Linked DNA regions of Homo sapiens: region 1 is linked to region 2. A link is a loop called in an ENCODE intact Hi-C map of the cell type or tissue named here. Cell type or tissue: PC-9. All regions are shown on one strand.

What was found. Hi-C counts contacts between places; a loop is a spot of excess contacts. Peaks named below come from ENCODE experiments on the same cell type or tissue, not always from the same donor. Only the 100,000 strongest peaks of a DNase experiment are listed, where the experiment ranks them.
Region 1: it touches region 2 in a loop (7-fold over the local background); 1 of 110 quality-filtered maps calls a loop at or near these places.

Annotation. Positions count from the first base shown.
Region 1 is chr9:115,288,710-115,296,709 of GRCh38, reverse strand. It overlaps DELEC1 (deleted in esophageal cancer 1), which reads right to left. Exons shown (of 8, transcript NR_163556.2): 3 at 4,774-4,928. Among named protein-coding and RNA genes, the nearest start is that of DELEC1, 150 kb to the right of the region's middle. In PC-9, no CTCF peak of the experiment used is centred here; a DNase peak (open chromatin) is centred at 4,749.
Region 2 is chr9:115,368,515-115,376,514 of GRCh38, reverse strand. The region is part of intron 4 of DELEC1 (deleted in esophageal cancer 1); the gene reads right to left. Among named protein-coding and RNA genes, the nearest start is that of DELEC1, 230 kb to the right of the region's middle. RefSeq lists an enhancer at 2,422-3,621. In PC-9, no CTCF peak of the experiment used is centred here; DNase peaks (open chromatin) are centred at 2,944, 3,364 and 3,674; H3K4me3 peaks cover 583 bases; H3K27ac peaks cover 3,168 bases.

The sequences.
Region 1 (8,000 bases), 80 kb after region 2:
TGTTTACATTGCAAAAATTGGCTTTATAACCTGCCATAAATTTCTTTTAAATAATTAAGCCCACACAAAACCGTATTCCACAAAAGGGATAAACCACATATATAAATAATTGTATATGTATGCATTATTTTCCCCCAAGGATAGCTTATTAAACTTTAATGAACCCTAAAACAGATAAAACCAAAAATGTCCTTTTTAACACAGCCCTAGTTACTAGGTATTCCCAGATTTACTCAACTAGCCCACGGGACATCTCAGAAAGACCCTTAGGTTTTGCAGAATTAGCAAAAGAAAGGAATTGCCAGTTCTGTACATTATGGAAAGTTGGCAATGGAAGAAAACAGGGAACATTCTGAGCCCATTCCTAATTTTTCGGATCAGGAACTGATTACAAAAGAAAAGAAATACCTCACCCACAGTCATAGAGAGCTCATGAATGGATCATCTACCACAAAGAGTATGGATCCAAGAATGGATCATCTACCTCCAAGAATAAATTCTTCTTTCCCTCCTCCCCTCTGTCCCCCGCAAAAAATCAGAAACATGCCTGAAGATGTAAAGTGAAATTCACCTGGAGAAGACACAGAAGCTGTTAGGTTCACGGAGGGGAACTACCTGACTCTCTGAAAAGGCTGTAAGAGACCAGGTCATCCTCCACCAAGCGGCAGGCAGCCTGCACTCTCAGAGCTGCCAGGACCTCACACTATTCATTACTCCCTTCTGAAGCACTTTCCAGACCTACACTGGACTTGACTTCCTGACAGGTTGTATATTGTTTCCACCTCTGAGCTCAGGGTTCATTTTTCTCTCATTTATGGCCCTGCTTTATCCTCTGGTAAAACATTAGCCATATTTCTCTTGTTTTGCCTGATTCAACCCAGGCTATAAGGCTATATATTGCACACCTTCCCTTTGGGCAGCCCACTAGACTTTTACCTTCTGAGCAGGACTCTGGCAAGACTGAGAGCAACTCTTTCCTACAAGACCAGATTTCTGCACTACACAAAGAAGAGGTTCAGACTCTTCTTGCCTCATTCCTAGGGTACACTCATTTGCTAAATTTTGCCCTCACAGCTAGAAGCGTTGGCATCCTCAACCTCACAACCCGATGATACACCCGAACACACATAAATTTGGGTGTCTCTGACTCCACTGGTGGGATCTGCTTTTATACTAATAATTAATATCACTTGGCACTTACAAAAGATCTGTCAGCTTTGAAAATGTCTCCCAAGTACATATTAATTGAACAGACTTGCCAGCTCAAAATATTTTCACTCTACCTCCCAAGCCTCTGGGTATTTATCTAAGCTACACCCATGCCCCATGTAGAACTTTCAGCATTAACTCTGACTTGAGAAGCTGACAAGAGCTCAGGAAATCCCAGTTTATCAAGCTTGCCGCTTGGACCTCCACAGATTGTCTAAGCCATGTATCTAAGCCTTCAGTAAGGTCCCAAAGGAGGGCTGTTTCCAGGATCCATGAAAAGAAAATTAATTGAGTATTTTGTTATTGTAAGAGATGACGTATATAGAATTTTAAATTCACAATAATTGTGATCCAAAACCCAGAACTCCCACTGGGAAAAATATCTAACCTTGTAGCCCCAGGTATTTCATAGATAAAATAGAGATAATAATACCTAAATTAGTTCTTATGAGAATGAAAGATAAAGAATCTGATGGTGTCATGGTAAATAACTGGCACATAGTAGATAACACTGATTGATCTTTTAATTTTTTTTTTTTTTTTTGAGACAGGTTCTCTGTCACTCAAGCTACAATGCAATATCTCCATCATGGCTCACTGCAGCCTCAACCTCCTGGGCTAAAGTGATCCTCCTACCTCAGCCTCCCAAGGAGCTGGAACTACAGGCACATGCCACCACACTTGGATAATTTTTAATTTTTTTTCTTTTTTTGTAGAAACAGAGTTTCGCCATGTTGCCCAAGCAGGTCTCGAACTCCTGGACTCAAGCAGTCCTCCTGCCTTAGCCTCCCAAAGTGTTGAGGTTACAGGCATGAGCCACTGTATCTGGGCCATTTAATCTTTTACATACTATTAACTTACAAAATTCTGTGAGTCAGGTCTAATTACTACCACCAGTTTAAAGATGGAGAAACTGTGGTATAGAGAGATTAACATGTACCAGACCCCATAGAAATAGGTGGGGTGCTGAGATTGAAGCCTGGACAATCTGGCTCCAGAGCCTGATCTCTGAACCACCATGCTGTCCTGTCCCTTGAGAGTAGTTGGCAGGTATCAGTGCTGCCATAGCATCAGTGAGGATGGCCAAGCCCTTCCGGGATCCAGGTGAGGATGCAGCCTATTGTCTGCTACTCTATGCCTTGCCCTTTGGTGATTTTCTTGAATTTGGAGACATAAAATCTTATGTGGGCTTTATATTTTCTAGTAGTTATAATCATAATAGTAAACAACTATTAGAAAGCATTTTTCTCATAGTTTCTTTGTTTTTTGGTACTTTTTGGTCATTTGTGGAAAGAAAAAACTGGATACAGGCAATCAGAGTTGAGTCTCAGCTCTATCTCTCCTCTTCTACCTCCTCTGTGGAAATTGTTTTCACATTTGTAAAAATGGGGTCATAACATCTTAACTCAAGGGAGTGCTGAAAACGAAAAAGATGATAAGGTTCTTTGTTAACTCAAAAGTTCTCAAAGTTCTTCGCAGTGTTATTTGGGACAACTTCTAACACAGTAATTTACTGACAGAAATGTGAAGTGGACATGAGCATTCCACAAAATTTTAACCTCATGGAAACCTGCATTTATCTAAGCTGCCTGTAAACTGGTCGTTCTGTCTTTTTGTCTTCTTTGGCAGAAATACTGCCATCTTCAAATTGCTCGATTAACCTGTTCGGCAGTAGTGATCATTGCCAGATCCTGTACGCAGCTGCAAAAACATGAAGATGCATAGAAAACAAACCCCATGAGGGAACACCCCACCATATGATAAATGCAATGATGACAGAATTGTTGTTCAGAAAACAGTGATTAACTCTTAGGCCAGAGAAGACTTCACTGAGAAGGCAGACTTCTGGGCTGGATTTTAATGACTGGCAGGTTGGATGATGACTGGGGATGATGGTGAGGGTCCAGGTTCCCAGTGGAAGGAACAGAGGATGGGAAGCCATATAGGAATCAAGCATCATAATGTGATGGGGCAACTGCTGATACTGACACTTTATGATGCTGGGGCAGTGGACACAGCTAGATCTGGAAAGGCCTCATGTGCCAAACTCAGCAGCTTGGAATTACATTTCCTTCTGTATACAGAATGTGCAGAAATGTTATGTTGCCTCTAGATCCTAATAGTTGCTGGCCCCCTAAACCTGGTTCTCTGAGCAAGACACATCTCCCCTCCACTTCCCCTCTGGCATCCCTACCACCACTACCACCCACAAGCTACCTGAAGTACTTATAGCAGCAGAGAGTGGGAGCTGCTCCACAGAGCAATGGAAAAATAAGTTGCTGAAAGGTTTATTTCCCTGCTTGGAATATTTTTACAAAGGAAATCCACAAGGCTTGTCACCACACACTCAACTATTTTTAAGCTTCCTGACCAGATCCTCTAGATAGGCCCTTTGGGGACAGTAAGTAGCGGCAGCGAGGTAGGAGTTGCTCTTGGCTTTGGGTACATTGGGTCTTCTGGGAGCCCTGGGATTTGGTTTGGCCAGAGAACATTTCTGGGGGAGGCAGCAGGAATGAAGTGAAAGCAATCAGCCCCCTTTTCTGTGTGCTTTATTTTTCCATGACCACCAGGAACCCTACCCCTTCACAGAAGCTGCCAAGAGAAATGAGGCTGGAATTTCACCTCCCTCAATACCCCCATGTGATGGATCAGGCCACAGATAAAGGGGCTTTAATTGGTTTTATACCATAAGCTAGACCTGGGTCATGACTCAGCTAAGTAGATTCCTCCTGTTCTCCCACACTGACCAAGGCCTCAACCAGATGGGGATGGTGGGCGGGTGGCTGAAAAGTCAGAAAGGGCAAGGCTGTGGGGGTGACAGGTCATCCTCAGAATTTCTGACAATGGTGCTTCTCAGCTAATGGCTCACAGAGGGGAGGGGAATTCTCAGCTAAAGAGGTCCCAACGCCAGTCCAAATACAAGATAAAGTAAAAACTATCCAGGGTTGTCTGGAAACTAAGGTTGACTTAGTCACATTTTATCTAAATAGTGGTGAAGTGTGGCTGTTTACAAAACATAAGACATGACAATGCATCTATCATGCAAAGCTGGAAGAGTCTTCAGATCAAATTGGTGCAATAATTTCTATTAATAGCTTATCTGCACATTTAACAGGGTTTACGAGGTGCTTGTCACACTGCTTCCTCCAATAACTTGGTTCAGAGTATAACAATGGCATTGTCCTCATTTTACACATGAAGCAACCTATGAGAACATCTGAATGTAGCAAAGGAAATACAAGATACAGCTCTTCTGCATCCTAGACAAGATGTTATAAATATATATGTTACATAGTAAGTGGAAAACTGTTAAAGACTTTGTTAAGTAATAGAACTGCAATGACTAAGATTCCCCTGAAGCTCAGAGAATGAAATAAATTGCCTAATGAAACAAAATCTATAAATAGGATTTCAAACTAAGTCTGTCTGGCACAAAATGTGTGGCTTTTTTTCCTCCTTGCTATAGTGTTCTTCATACTCCTTTACTTCTGTTTACATTCCAACTTAATGTGTGATCCGCCCGCCCGGCATGCTTTTGAAGATTGGAGGGATAGAGGTGCTTACCTGCTCTGGGCATGTTTCTTATCAGCTCTTCCTCTTCATTCCTGTTCCCAGCTCCCAGTCAATTGCTCTGGCCACCTTGCCACTACCCCCAAGGCTGTTCTAGCTGATTTTTTCTGCAAGCCTCACCCACACAAGTCAGTTGTATGCACAAGGATCTGCAATAACAAAAGGACATTATGACACATGAAACAATTTAAAATTAGGGGGCAGGTATTATTATTCTAATAGGTCAGGGGCCATTGCCCTCCTTAGGGAGATATTTCTCTGTCAATCCCTGCTTACCACAGTGTTCTTGGGACCTTCTCTTTCCCCTTGCTTCTCGTCCTCAGTTTCAGGGCCCCAATCAACCATATTTGGTATGTTGGCATTTTGACTAGACAATGAAAATTACCTCACTTTATTAAGCAACCACTTTAGAGTTTTTTGCCGCATTACCTCTCCCTCCAAATCTCCATTTCTATTCAGAAATGAGCAATTTCAATCTGTGACTTTTCTGTAAGAACAAGAAAATCTTTTTCAGAGGCCCCCAGAAAGTGTAACTATTGAGTCCCATCTCTACTCCTAAACCAGTCACTGGCAAAGGGAATGGCCAAGAGACCAAAGAGGATTTTATCCCAGAACAGGGAGCAGAGTTACTCTCCCCTTAACCTGGGGAAGCAGTTACATCTGAAAAAGATTGGAGCAGTACACACAAGAAAATGAGGAGAACACATTTAGTGTATGTATATTTCTCGTTAACTGTTGTAACAATCCACAAATCACAGTAGCTTTGGGTGTTTTCAGCTTTTGACATTACATTTATTTACAGACTTTCTAAGTTCAGAGAAGCAAGTGAACAAAGGCATATGTTGATGATTTTGAGTTTATATAAAGTGAAATATATAAATCCCAATATAATTTGAAAACATACATCTTAGGCATCTTTTATTTTCATGGATAAAAATGACTTTTCTTCCTACAGTTAAACTTTTATGTATCTTACAAAAGTTTCTTACTTACTCAGAGTCTGACATCAGCTAAGTAGCAGTCTTGAATAACTCTCCTCAAGCAGTCATCCAGCCATCTAGACCCCTTCCATCTTATGTTTCTACCATCTCCAAGCCTCCTCTTCCAGCTGCAGGGGTGCAGGAAGGAGTCGAAGAGTTGAGGGGAGTCACACTTGATACTTAACTACCTCCCTCAGAAGTGACCACATTACTTCTACTCTCAGTCCATTGGTCAGAAATAGTCACATGGTCAGCTCAAGTGCAAGGGAGACTGGGAAATGCCAAAGAGCACATGGGTATCAGTAAGCACTAGCAGCTCATGGCACAGTGAATGTCGCACAGAGCCAAGAATGTGCTTCCTTCAGCAAGTGAGTTATCTAATCTCAGTTGCTACCCTTAACAATACAAAAAAAGTGATCAGAAGTTCTGGAGTTACAATCTTAAATCTTCAACTGTTCCATACCAAATATTTAGGCTTGGTTCGATGTACAACACCTGTTCTTCCTTCCTGGCTCAACCCCTTTCCCCAAGCATTTACTTAAGATACAAATGATGATGTGGTGGGCATAAGGTTTTTTTTTTTTTTTTTTTTTTTTTTTTTTTTTTTTGTGTGTGTGTGTGTGTGTGTGTGTGTGTGTGTGTGTGTGTGTGTGTGTTTTCAGCATTGCCTGAAGAAAACACCAAGGGTTAATTTATTTTTCTTATTACTCACCCATCTCCCTTTATCTCTGTTGAGTTTAATACCCCTACACAAGTTATCTCTAACAAATCTTTGTCTCAGGATTCCATCTCACTAAGTTAAGAAAAAATTCCCTAAGCTGTCTTTTTGCAATAAAAACTCTTCCTTTTCATCCTTTTTTCTCTATTTTGGCAGGCAACCAAGAATTATGTCATAGCCTTGTGGTGTGGGTCTCCTTGACTGAGGCTTGCTGGAGATGAAGCTTAGGATGAGGAAATTTGGATGGTTTCCAGCTGAATTCTATGGTTTTCTTCCTGTGGTAGCCATTTGCTTCTAGAAAATTCTAGGGAAATCCAGTGTGGGCTGTGGCTGACAGGAAGTTAAGGGTTCCAATTCTGTTGCCAGTAGAGAGTAGGTCTTGTTGCTTAGCCACAGTTAGTGCGTAGAAAGAAACAGGTCCTGTTGCTTTCTTCAAAGACCCAAATATATTACCAGCTGTCAGTACACATGGGAGGCCTAAGACCAAGAATTAGAAATAGATTGCAAGAAACAGCCTCTAACTGAAATGAGTTTTCCTCTAGTGGACTTTGAATTTTCCAAAATGACATTCTTAATACTTCTCTGTCGTAATTAAAGCTGTCATTTGGCCTCAATATCAGGCTAAAGTTAAGAGTCAAGAGACTTGAATTTTTACCTAGTTCTGCTATGAACTAGTTCTGGGATCTTGAGCAAATAGACCACTCTCTGAGTCTGTTCCATCACTGACTATTAGATGAACTTTAGGGTCCTTTACAATGTAGAGGAACACGTCTAATTTATCTTTGTGTCCCAGCACTTAGCACCTGATCTGTTATGCAATAGTATCCTTAATCACTGTGAGCTGATGAATGAATGAGATCTATTGATTTTTTTTCTTCTTATATCTTCTAATGGAGCAAAATGATCATAAATCATTACATTTCTATTATATAAATTCATGCAGATTCCACATGTTATTCTCATATGGTTGATAGTCATATACATTGTATAATGTAAATAATTTTAACTGCAGATAATTCAGAAGGTTTAATAATTGTGCTTTAAATACAAACTTAATGTGATTCTCACAGTAGAGAGTCTCCATTTCTGCTAGCCTCAGAGTATCACAACCATCTCACACTAATTTTGTCACAAAAATAAAATTAGATTCTTTAGTGTACATACTCACAAAGTAATTTTTCTTTCCTTGAAATAATGTGACTTAAAATACGTAGAGATTGGTTGTATGATTTTTTTTTTTTTTTTAATATGTGGAGTCTTGCTCTGTCGCCCAGGCTGGAGTGCAGCGGCGCCATCTCGGCTCACTGCAAGCTCCACCTCCTGGGTTCACGCCATTCTCCTGCCTCAGTCTCCTGAGTAGCTGGGACTACAGGCGCCCGCCACCACGCCCGGCTATTTTTTTTTTGTATTTTTAGTAGAGATCGGGTTTCACCGTGTTAGCCAGGATGGTCTCGATCTCCTGACCTCATGATCCACCTGTCTCGGCCTCCCAAAGAGCTGGGATTACAGGCGTAATCCCACCG
Region 2 (8,000 bases):
ATTTTTATTTTATTAATAATACTAATAAAAGCTGTCACTCAATAGTGTCAATAAACTATGTTAAACAATTTTTACATTATATAATTTTTTTCACATTATATGACATTATGTGATTAAATTTTATAACAATCTGGGTGAATCATATGTTAGTATTCCTGCTAAAAATTTTAAATTAAGAGGTAACTGATGTGGTTGACTTTGTGTCCCCACCCAAATCTCATCTTGAATTATAATCCCCATAATCCCCACATGTCAAGGGACAAATCAGGTAGAAGTAATTGGATCTTGGGGGCAGTTTCCCCCACGCTGTTCTTGTAATAATGAGTGAGTTCTTCCAAGATCTGATGGTTTTATAAATGTTTGGTAGTTCCTCCTGCATTCATTCTCCCTTCTGCCACCTTGTGAAGAAGGTGCCTTGCTTCCCCTTTGCCTTCTACCATGATTTCTAAGTTTCCTGAGGCCTCTGCAGCCATGCTGTACTACCAGTCAATTAAACCTCTTTCCTTTCTAAATTACCCAGTCTCAAGCAGTTCTTTATAGCAGTGTGAGAACAGACTAATACAGTAACTGTCATAGATTAATTGACCCAAAGTTTAAACCCAGGTCCATCGAGACCAAAGTTGAGTGCTTTGTCACCACCATCTTTCCTCTCCTAGAGGAGGATAATGTGACAGCAGAACTTGATGGGGAGGTCAAATTCTGGTTGAGATTGGCAGCAGAGTGGGCTGCTAACTCCCTGGATGGACTATGACAATGTCCTTCCCTTCCAGCTATTTTGGTTGACTTTGAAACCCCTCATATTTCTAACAACACGTGAAACTTTGAGTTAACTCTAGGATCACGCTGGTGGAAAGGCATAATAGTTTCTGGCATTGTGTGGCCCTTCAGAAAAGGATAAATTTCTATAATAAATAGGACCATATATTTTTCTAACTGAGAAAAATTTGAGAATAAAAGGTATTATCATTAATATTTACACCTAGACATTGGGCAAAAGCCATGACTGTTCTGGGCAAACTAAGAAGTATGATCATCATAGTTATTATATGCTTATCTCTCCAAATTCACAGCCACTAGCTGAATGTGTTCAAGAATATGAAAAACAAGTGCTGTTAGAGAAAAGACAAAATGAAGGTGGGGAAAGGGGCCTCTTGAATGCACCAAAGTTAGCATTATTGCCAGATCAATATGAAAGGAGTGTGGAGAAAAAGCTATGCAGTGAAAGGAGACACATATAAAGAAAGATAATAAAAAAAATTTCCACCTTTCCCATTGTGCATTAAGTTTGACCTTGTACCGTCGATCTATTCATTATGGTGACACATGCTAAGAGCAAGATTTTTCAAGTTCTTCGTAATTCTATCCCTAGGCATTGCAACCATTACTAGCACAACTGTGGTATACCTTTCTCTTTGAACAAAGAGTCTGCGGACAAATGTGTCAGCTACAGGCATGTCATAGCTTATATCAGAAATATAAGGTGACAGCTAACCATATTCCAAACAGTCCCCCAAGCCATAAGGCCACAGAGAACATGCCTCCACTGGATTCTAAAGCTGACTTGCCATGAGTTTGATCATTAACTGTGGCTTATGAATTGCTGCTTCAGCCTTTTTTATTCAAGGTGACAGCTCCCTTTTTTAAAAAAGGTGAATTCTTAGCAGCAAGGATACACAGATGCTCTCTGCATCTTTTCCCTCCTCTCAGCCATCCTGTGGAGAATGAAGTACACATATTAGGGGAATGAAGTGGGTCCAATCTTGTATTAGGAATTGAGAATTCAATGATGAATTAGACATGGTTTTTGCTTTGGGGGAAATTCATCCTCATTTGATGAAACAAATAGGTTTATAGGAAATTCAATATATCATTGTCATTTTGCCAAAATTTATTTTATGCCAGGCATTACACAAATATCTCAGTGAATCTTACTACCAATCTAATAAGGTAGGTTTTGTTGCCCCAATTTATAGATCACATGTTCTGGGTCACAGAGCCAAGATCTCAACAAAAGTCTGTCTCATTCTGCACTCACTCGACTGTTCACAGTCTCCAATGGCTTCCCATTTTACTCATGGGAGAAGCCAAAGTCCTCACTGTGACCTAAATGACCCTATTTTTGTTTGCCATATTTACAGGATTTCCCCCAGTCTGAACACATGATAGAACTGTACTTCCTGCTTCCATATTTTAGGTCAATCCAACTAATCAGTTCATTCCAATGAATGATGTGTGGAAATAATGTGCATCAATTTCAGGCTGAGCATTGCTTCCCCAAGGTGAGACCCAGCAGAAATCTCTTTTTATTTTTTCCCCTATAATAGCACAGATATTCGTTGCTCTATAGTCAGAGTCCTAGAGCAAGGAAGACAGTGAAGTTGTGGGAGCAGAGGCCCCTTCTGGCCCACGATGAAAATTAGGCGAGTGGAAAAGTCACTGAGATTCCAGTTTGTTAATTATTGCATGTTGGCTGCCTAACCTCTCTTGATTGATAAAGCTGCTTTATTTTTTTTCTCTAACATATCACCACAGATCCTACTGTGTAGTTTACTTATTTATCATGGTATTTCCTGTCACCCACATGAGAATGTCAGCTCCATGAAGGCAAGGAGTAAGTTTAGCCAATTTTCTTCACTACTATATTCCCCATAGCAAGAACAGTGCATGGTTTGTTGTAGGAAATCAATAAGTCTTTGTTGAATAAATAGAATCAAGCTACCTCATTACATCTATGAGTGATAAGACAAAGTTATGTTTGGGAAGCTACTAAAACACACAAAAAGACTGATTCAAAATGAGGCTGGACTTGTGTCTTTCCCCCGTGTGACCCCAGTGTTTAGTGAGTGTCTGCATTGCGGGAACTCTATATATGATTGTTGAGCTGTTACAATGAAGAGCCTCTGCTGTGGCTTTTGTAACTAAATAACTCACCAGGCAAACATGCATTAATAATTACTCCACTCTCCTGGTGGTGAGACCTTCATCTATCACCCTGGAGGTCTTAGTCATGGCTTAGTCATGCCCAGTGACTCACCTCCATTCAGCTTTTCGCTTAGTGATGTTCCTCTCCTTTTTCTATAACCGTTTTCCTCCTTTCTGTTTTATTTTCTTTCCTTTTTCTTTTATTTTTAGAGATGGGGTCTCACCATATTGCCCAGGCTTGTCTCAAACTCCTAGGCTTAAGCAATCCTCCCATCTAGGCCTCCCAAAGTGCTGGTATTACAGGAGTGAGCCACCACACCTGGCCCTCCTTTCTCTTAATTCACACCCCATTCAGGTGTGTCTTGAATAGTCAGCCTCAAATGACTCTTAACCTCCTTTCAGGACAAAGCAACTCTTTTTGTTCCCTGTCACTAGAGGCATTTGTTCCAAATTGCAGCCTCAGGAAACTGCTGCAGGCAAACAGGTGGCGTATCTGTTGAAGGATCCTAAAGGAGATATACATTCTCTTCAAAATATCTTTGCACACTGGAAATAATGCTGACTTCTGCTTAGCTCTGAATGAACGTTCTTCTGAAGGATGTCTATTTGTTTGTCCAGGTGACATCTAAAGGACAAAGTTCCAAATCTGAACTTTCTTCTCCTGAAATCTTTTCCATTTTGGTGTTGACACCACTTTCAGGCACCCAAGCTCTCTTTGTAACCCAACTTGCAACCTTCACCTAAAGCAACAAAATCAAATGCCATCATGCTGTTGTCACCCCTTGTATCAGTCAGGGTTCTCCAGAGACCGAACCTACACTCACACTCACACACACACACATACACACACACACACACACACACACACACACACACACACACTTATCTTTAAGGAATTTTCTTACATGATTGTAGGGACTGATAAGTCTAAAATTTGGATGGCAAGCCAGTAAGCTAGAAATTCAAAATCTACAGAGCAGAGCAGGTCAGCAGACTGAAAACTCAAGTAGGATTTCCTCGTTACTCTTGAGGCAGAATTTCCTCTCTGAAAAACTTCAGTTTTATTTTTCAGGCCTTCAACTGATTGGATGAGACACATTGTCAAGAATAATATCGTTTATTTTAAGTCAACTGATTGTAAATGTTCATCGTGTCTACAAAATACTTTCACAGCAACATCTAAACTACTGTTTCACCAAACAACTGGGCACCATAGTTTAGCTAAATTGATACACAAAATTAACCATCACACCCTGCTGTGGAAGGTTTGCCTTCCCCCCAAATTCATATGTTGAAATTCTCATCCCCAATATGGTGGCATTAAGAGGTGAGACCTATGGGAGGTAATTAGGTCATAAGGGTGGAATCCCCTTGAACAAGGTTAGTGCCTTTAAAAAAAAAAAAAGAGATGAGAGAGCTTGCTTTTCCTCTCTCTGTTCTCCACTATGTGAGCATACAGAGAGAGAAGATGGCCATCTATGAACCAGGAAGCAGGTTTTTGCCAGATGCAAACCTGCAAGGATCTTCATCTTAGACTTCCAGCCTCCAGATAGGAGGCTGGAAGATATATGATAAATAAGTGTGGGTTCTTTAAGCCACCCATCTATGGTACTTTGTTATAGAAGTCCAAACTAACTAAGACACACCTCTATATCCTTTACTCTACAGCAGACATTATTAATCAATCACTACCTTTTCCTAGATAAGTTCAGATGAAGTTTCATAATTTCTTTCATGATAGCACTAATGCCAGCCATTATTAATTGGTCAAATCTGGGATGTGGGTTGGAACTCATCTCTGGCTTGTACTTCTAAAAGTAAGTCTAATCATTTGTCTTTCTTGCTTAATGGTTCCTCATTGCCTAAGATTCCATGTCACAAAATATTAGTCTTACAAGATAGTCTACCAAAAAGAGATTCTGTGATCGAAAAGGTTTATTATAATTGATACATCGTGCCTCCCTCTAAAAATCGAAATCCTGTGGAACCGAGGCAATTAAAATTTGATAACGCAGTTTTTCCAAAATCTACTTGACTACTCAAATCATTCTTCATATTTTACTCACTAACATTCTGAAAAATACATTTTGGAAAATGCTTGTCACTAAAGGCCTTTCCAGATCTGGTATCAACTATCTTTCCAAACCAATCTCTTTTGTTTCTTGTTTGTTTATGTTTTGTTTGAGACAGAGTCTCGGTGTGTCGCCGAGGCTGGAGTGCAGTGGCACAATCAGGGCTCACTGCAACCTCTGCCTCCCGGGTTCAAGTGATTCTCCTGCCTCAGCCTCCCAAGTAGCTGGGATTACAGGCACACATCACCATGCCCAGCTAATTTTTGTATTTTTAGTAGAGATGGGGTTTTGCCATGTTGGCCAGGCTGGCCTCTAACTCCTGACCTAAGGTGATCCACCAGCCTCAGCCTCCCAAAGTGCTGGGATTACAGGCGTGAGCCACCATGCCCGACCCCAAACCAATCTCTTTTGAATCAAAGTGTTCCATGAATACCCTCTACACTACCTTCATCCTGCATGTCCCTCAACTTCTTAAATTAAATGATTCTGCAACACCTATGTTCATATTCCTTGTGGCAGAAACAATGCTATGTGCTCAATTAAGCTCTGTTTTCTCCCTGGGCCTACAGGAAGAAGACATTTCCCATCCTTCTTTCAGTTGTGTTGGGGCCATGTGACTTGTCTGTCCACTGAGATGTAAATGAAATGAAGTAAACCACTTCCAGGCCTGGCTCCTCTACTTTCCACTTGATCCTCCATTCCCTCCCTCTCTGTCTCTCTCTCTCTCTCTCTCTTCTCTAACCAGGTGGCTAGAAACATAGGACTCTCAAAGGGTAGAGCCACATGATACAAGAAGCCTATATCCTGAGTGACATCATAGATGAGAGCACTGCCTCACCCCAACAAAGAGTGAAGAAGAAATTCTTGTTGTGTTAAAGCCACTGATACTTTGGGGGTGTCACAGGAGCTAGTGTTAATCATCCTGACTATTGCAATCTTCCATAAAGCCTTATGGAAAATACTTATAGTCTTTACATTCAAAGTTTTGGATAAGACTTATGCCTTAGCTAGAATAGACTTCTCCTTTTTCAAATTTCCATCATAATTTAACCCACTCATAACACTTATCACTTTCTATTTTTCATTAGCATGTTTGATGTTGCTGTTGTATCTCTATTTCTAGACTTAGAGCTTCTTGAGAGCAAGATATATACCTATTTGATCTCTGCATCCCTTCACCTCACTTTGAAGAGTAAATTGTACATAATAATTGTTAATCTTTATTGAATACAAGATGCCATCAAGATTATTTATATTCTAATAGCAAATTTCATCATGGTAAGAAAAAGCTGTAAGTCTTAAAAAGACTTAGGAGCTATAGCAATGGGACTCTGTTGCCAAATTTGACATACTGACTAAATTGTGTCTCACTCACCCCTGTATAATTCCTTGGTACCTCTTTATGTAGAAAGCCAAACTGAAAAGTAGAAAATGCACAGATTTTGGAATTAGAGAGAACTTGGCTGAATCCCAATTCTTTCACTTGTTGCTCTTTGATTTGGGAAAAATGTTTTTACACTTCTAAGCCTCAGTTTCCTTATCTTAAAATCAGAGATCAATCCCCATCTCATGAGACTGCCATGTGGATTAAATAAAACCTTGAATTTAAAGTGCCCAATAGAGGGACTGGCACATGAGAAAGTGCTCAGCAAATGGCAACTCCCTCCGCCAGGGCTTGGAAAAGCTGTAGCTGCTGACATGTCAGCAGGGGCCATCCTGGCCAGGGAAGTTCGCCAAAGCCCTAAAGGAAACTGGATGGCTTTTAAAGCAAAGTTGATTAAATATGATTTTGCAGCTCCTGCTGAGAGACGAGCTGCAAGGGAACAGCTGTGTTGTTTTATTGGGGAATCAAGGATTGAATGCCATATGAAGTCCTCTTTAAAAGAATCTAAAACAAGTTATTGATGCTACTGAGCAGTTTGTTCAGTAAATGAAGTATGCTCTCAAAGAGCCATGGCTAAATGGTGAGGTCAGGACAAAAAGTAAATAACGGTTTTCTTTCCTCATTGGTCCTAACAGATTAAAGCATACATATATCAGTGTGTCTGCCTGTGTCAGGCTGAGCCAATTCAACAATGATGCAACTCTATTACTCAGTGGAAAAATGACCAATTAGAGCAAAGAGTCTCCTAATCTTTTACATAAACATGTTGGAAATGGGAGTCCCTGGTTGGCAATTCGAAATGGGCAAGTAATGACATATTCCTGTAACAACCGTTATTCTTTATTTGGAAGTGGTGATGGAGAATGGAAGGTTTACGAAGTGGAGACATAACTGTTGTAGATTTGTTTTCTCTGTGTGAGTGTCAGGGAAACATGGCAGAAACTGTATTAAAGAGACCTGGGTTCAAGTCCTGGCTTGTCCACTGTGTCAGGAGGTGAATCCATTTCCCTCTCTCAGTCTTGGTTTCCCTGCATGACAGAAAATTGCACCAGGCAACCAACCTGTAAGCCCTTCCTGCATTTCCACTAAGCTTAACATCTTAAGATTCGTTTTTTTTTTTTTACATTCCTTGAGCTTGTGGGAAGAAATAAAATAGTTACATATGAGGTGGGATTGGGAGACTTAGTTTAAGAAGGAGCATTTAGTCTGGAAAGAAAATAATGAGAACATTTAGTTCAGTTCTCCATTAAAAGATAATTGTCAAATTTGAAGTAACCAAATGGAACAAAGAGATGATGGTTTTATTGAACTTTTCTGTTCTCATCAAAGTTATTATTCATAATTTCCTATATAAGCATAGAACATAGCAGGAAAGACTCTCAAACAAACCTCACAAATCCTGCCTCCTCCAATGACAAAAGCCAGCATTTATTTTGCCCTTGGTATGCGCAGGCACTATGCTAAGTGATTTTTAAATTTTATTTTATTTTTCCTCATCATAGCTGTAAGGAAGTAGAGGTTACTATTCTCATTTCCCTAATTTAGAGACAGGAAATCAGTTGCCCAAGGTCATGAAGTTGGGGATAGCATTGGAAAGCAAAGACAGCTCCTTCTGTTTTTCT